2 separate regions of the Homo sapiens genome follow, and region 1 is linked to region 2. A link is a loop called in an ENCODE intact Hi-C map of the cell type or tissue named here. Cell type or tissue: GM12878. All regions are shown on one strand.

Region 1 (2,500 bases), 49 kb before region 2:
ATGCTAGAAGAATAGTATAGACATTGATTCTTCTTGAATCCAAGATTCAGTTAGCTTAAAATGATGTCATCGTGAGTTGTTTTCCAGGTATGTGTAAATCTGACTTTGTTTTTTGTAGATTGTAAAATATAAGGGTACAGGGCTGGTTCTGTGTTTTATTTTGTTTTCTGTACTTGTTTTATTCATAAGTCTAAAATATAGTGTCTACCAGGGAATGGCTCTATGCAATGAATCACAGTGTAGTTTTGCTTTGAGAGATGGGGTATTACTATGGGTCATAATGAATTCAGTGGAATGGATTTCAGACTTTTAGGTGCTGACCCAGAAAATTCTTTGAAGTAGCAATCTTTACCAATGCTAGGAATTGGGCTAGTCTGCTTTGCTTCCTCATCAAAACTGATGGACAAGATAGAAAATGCCTTTTTATCAGTTACAGTAACATTTTGCTGACACTTGGTGCATTTTTTTTATGTGTTTCACACAGATATGCTTACATCCTTTGAGAAAAGGAACTGAAGGGAAGAAAGAAAACCACAACTGCTTTAGAATAAAACTAGGTCAGCAAAGGCAGATCTTAATGTATTTAGATCAGGCAGAAGGCTAGGTCCTTCCACCTTACTCACAGAGGCCTCTGGGGCTCATTGTAGGAGTCATGAGACTTCTCCAGTAACTCTCATCAAGGATCGGTCACTAGACTAGGCCCTTTGCAAATTTAAACCCTGCAGGTAGACATTTTACAGATAAGGAAACTGGATCTTCATTTCTGTAACTTCAAGAGGGCACAGGGCTGGCTTATGTCAGTGCAGAGATTTTAATCTGAATCTAATTCCCAAGCCTCTCTGCCACACCAGATTGCCTCTCTATTCATGCACAACACTCTAGGTTTGACTCTGGCTCTCTTGAATAATTCCGAAGCAGACTTCTAAGAGAGGATTGCAAAGGCCAACTTCTTTCACAGCTGAGAAGCTGCCTTCTGAGGTGTATCTCTGAGTGGAGAAATCAGAACGCTAGATGCTATGTCCTTTCATGATGGGTAATAATCTCATTAGAGCAGGGAGACTTTGTGGTCTAAAGAGAGAAGGAAACAGTCAGTTGAAAGTTGCTCATGTGTTTCATTTTTCTGTGTTTCTCATACTTTGTTATTGATGTGATGAAGTAGTTGGGGGCTGAGAAGGAAGCCGGGGATTGGGGGCAGGGGTTGGTGGGAGTCAAGACTTACAGGTTCTTCCAAGAGACTCCTAGAGCAGTGATGCCTATAGTTTGCAAGGGCACCACCAGCAGCCATCTTTATTAACCAAGGGGGCTACAAGGACTTTTCCCAACAGATATTAAGTAGTTAGTTCACAGAAAGATTTGAATCTCTTCCTTCAAGAAGTTTGAGTCTCAACAGGGAGCAGATCATAAAGCTAAAAGTCAAATGTATGTATATATCAAGAATTATAAGACTATGGGGGTCCATACATAAGACACAGCAATGTGGCTCTGTCCTTCAACTAGGGTGACCAACGGGGACAAGTTTGTTCACCCTACCTTGACAGTCTTTGTGGCCCTGGGCAAGTCACTTAGGCTTTCTGGATTCTGAGGCCTGCTTCTCTCTCACCAGGTGCTTTTAAATTCCCTTCGTTTCTTGGGATTAGCAATAAGGTGTGACTAAGTCACAAGCTTGTGTTGGGTGGTGAATGAGGGCTGGAAGCCAGTGCTCAGAATCCTTTGAAAGTGATTAGCAGAAGTCAATATTTGAGAACAATACCAGCTGCTGTTTAGAAAGTCCAGAATAGTTGAGCAATTAGGATAAAGTAACAGACACCTGTCATGAGGTGGACTGAGCAGGTGAGTGAGATTGTAAACTGCCTTCAATTCAAGGTCTTGTATATTTGCCTCAGTCTTTTTATAAGACTCCCCAGCTTCAAGTGCTTAGGGTGGTGGTTGTAAGGAAGGTTGCAGATGCGTTTTATTTGGACCACCAGAATTTTTTTTTTAATCTAAATTAGCACCAGCATTTAAGAATACACAGATTTGACCAAAACTCTGGGTTTCTGGCTTCTTTGGAAAATTGGAAGATCTAGCTAACCCAGGCTGTCTTAGCTCAAGTTGTCTGGTGGTTAGAGCTGAGAAGTGGCTGCCCTATCAGAGGGGTGCCTGGTCTTTGGTTCAACACAGCCCCTGTCTCCCCTGCCATGCTCCCCGACCTCATACCTGTTTCTCTTCCCTCAGTACCCTTCTACCCACTTATCTGCCTGGGAAGGTGGTTATCTTAGATCAATAGTTCTCAACTCTGACTGCACCTTAGAGTCTCTTGGGATTGCTTTAAATTATACTGCTTTCCTGGCCCTGTGTAGACCAATTGAATTATGATCTTGGGGAGGGCTACCATTTGTATTTAAAACGTCTTCCAACATGATCGTGATACCCAGTGAGGGTTGAGAAACGAGTACCTCAGCTTGATCCTTGGGTGGGTTTTGATGGAGAGAGAGAAGAGCCACAGAGCAGAGGAATTGAG
Region 2 (2,500 bases):
AAGTGCCAGTCATTTCTCATCAGTGGTTCACAGAATCCTAACTCTGGGGAGGCAGATGGGTGTCTCCTGGAGATGGTTGTGTGTTCAGGTTTTCTCCTTTCGCTTCTGGCCTCTGTCAGACATGAATGACATGGTGATGAAGATAAACTGCCTTCCCTGTACTGCCCAGGAATGCAATGAGGATTAAGAAGGTGGCTTTTAGCCTGTGTCTATGCCACATGGGGAGGATGGTTGCTCCCTGAGGGCAGAAGGCCATTATTAGCAACTGAGTTGGCCAGGAGTGTGTGCCATGCCGGGCTGGGTGTACGGAGCTGTCAAGCCAGGCACCTGGGGATTAATTTAGCATGGGTTTTCATGCCCCCGGGCTACCAGTGACCATACAGCCATCATCTCTACCTTTGAGTTGATGTGTATAACTGAATAATAGTGCTGTGTTTTCAAAAGGAAAGGCTTAAAAAACAGTGCTTCTGTAGTACAAGGAGGGATGCTCTGCTGAAAATCTGGAAATTACAGCTAAGCAAAAAGATGAAAATACAAAGTAGCTGTTATTCTACCACCCAGAGATCGATTTGTTTCTTTACTAACAGATACGGCAAGTGCCTGTTCTGTGCCAGGCACTGTCTAGGCACTGGAGATAGTGATGAGCAAAACCATCTCTTCTTTCTGGAGATGACACTCCAGCAGTGAAGGCAGATAGGAAACAAATACATAAACACATCTGGTGAAAAATGCTTGAGGAACAGCAAAGTAGGGTAAGAAATTAGCGAAGGAAGTGGGTGCTGTTTCAGGTTTGAGGCTTGTCAAGAAAGCCTCTCTGAAGAAGAGAGATTGAGCAGAGACCCATATTATTGAGTGAGGGAGGCCTGGGGTTCTCCAGCTAGCTGCCAGCAGGATCAGTCTGTACAACAGCCCAGGGCACATTCTTCCTGGGTGCATTTAAGAACCACTGTTGGGCCCTTTTAATTCTAATACAGAAGGTGGCCTATTAAAACCAAAACCGAAAAAAAAAAAAAGGACCCTTTACTGTATCATCTGTCATTTATGTTTCTGCTAGGCTCAAACTAGACTTTTGAGAGAGCAGTGTTGGAACCACAGAAAGGTCTGGATGTGTTAACGCATTGGTTCAGCATGTGATGAGACTTGTGTGCGCAGTACAGACTCAGGCTGCTGGGGTTCAAGTCTGAGTTCCACAGTGGTGCAACTGTGGTGAAGTCATTTAGAGAGGTTAAGTCTCAGTTCTCTCATCTGTACAGCAGAAACTAGCTCATGGGGCCACATGAGAAAGTGTCTGTGGAGGGAGGGCTGGCACATGGTTAAGTGCTCAGGAAATACTGGCTGTTGCTATAATTAACAAAATGTGGTTTTGGCAAATGGTTTTAAGAGGGTCTGTATGTGCCTTTGTTCCATAAGTTTTTAACCAAAACTAAGGAGCCTCGAAAATTATGTTAGAGGCACCAAATGGGGAGCAGGTTCTAGTCATTCATCAAAGAAGGGGCTAAATAAAATCAAGATTTAACAGAAGGATCACACATTTGAGGTAGGGTTTGGAGTTTCAGTCATGAAGTCGGTGCACAGTTTATATAGGGTTCAACTTCTTGTCTGTAGGTGCCTGTCTCTATTCACATTTAAAGCCATTGTTGAGGAATGTAGTATCTTTTTTTTTTTTTTTTTTTTTTTTTTTTACAGAAACTCTTCTCAGTTTGGAGAATGTGGGTGTGTGGCTTTGAGGCTTCAGAATCCCACCGTGAAGTTGTCATTGGTCTTCATGGTTATTTATGAGGCTTGACTTAAGCTGGGTCCTGTTCTTAACAGGAGAACGATACAGCTTCCCCCGGCCGCTGGGTTCTCTTTCTGTGATGCAAGGATACATCGCTGCACTAGGCTCTCTGAGAAATTTGTGACTGGCTAGCAATTAGAGTTGAGAATGTAAACTGGCCACAGATTGAGGAATTCCAGGCTAGAGACTGTGAGCCCTAGTGAAGAAATGTAGGGTCAGGGCTCAGGAGGCTGGGATTAAGCCCACTGCTGACAGAATTGATGCTGAGACCTTCAGCACATCACATTATCTTTGTTTCCTCTTTCAGATCCAGAGATTCATGAGCTTTTATAAGTGGAAAAGATTTAGATGTTCTAACATTTCCTCCAAATGGGAGATTGCAACTTTCCAAAATCCTTGGTGGATGGTTCTCCAGATTTATCTCAACAGTTCTAGTGCTGGAACTTTTAGCTGCCATACTGTTGAACTTTAGTGGGCCACATTTACATAGCCTGTGTCAGGGGTCAACAAACTGTGGCCCATGGGCCAAATTAGTCCACTGCCTAAATTTATAAATAAAGTTTTATTAGAACACAACCTTGCCCATTTGTTTACTTACTGTCTGTGGCTGCTTTCATGCTACAGCTGCAGAATTTAGTGGTTGTACAGGAGACCATAAGGCCCACAAAATTGAAAATATTTCCTATCTGGCTTTTTACAGAAAAAGTTTGCCAACCCCTGGCC

What was found. Peaks named below come from ENCODE experiments on the same cell type or tissue, not always from the same donor. Only the 100,000 strongest peaks of a DNase experiment are listed, where the experiment ranks them.
Region 1: a loop joins it to region 2, with 2.4 times the contacts of the local background. A loop is called at or near these places in 10 of 110 quality-filtered maps.

The regions. Positions count from the first base shown.
Region 1 is chr2:134,233,021-134,235,520 of GRCh38, forward strand. It overlaps a transcript of MGAT5 not described here. Among named protein-coding and RNA genes, the nearest start is that of MGAT5, 20 kb to the right of the region's middle. In GM12878, no CTCF peak of the experiment used is centred here; DNase peaks (open chromatin) are centred at 583 and 981; H3K4me3 peaks cover 2,012 bases; H3K27ac peaks cover 2,445 bases.
Region 2 is chr2:134,281,992-134,284,491 of GRCh38, forward strand. All of the region lies in intron 2 of MGAT5 (alpha-1,6-mannosylglycoprotein 6-beta-N-acetylglucosaminyltransferase), which reads left to right. Among named protein-coding and RNA genes, the nearest start is that of MGAT5, 29 kb to the left of the region's middle. RefSeq lists an enhancer at 378-587. In GM12878, no CTCF peak of the experiment used is centred here; DNase peaks (open chromatin) are centred at 780 and 1,190; H3K4me3 peaks cover 1,225 bases; H3K27ac peaks cover 2,500 bases.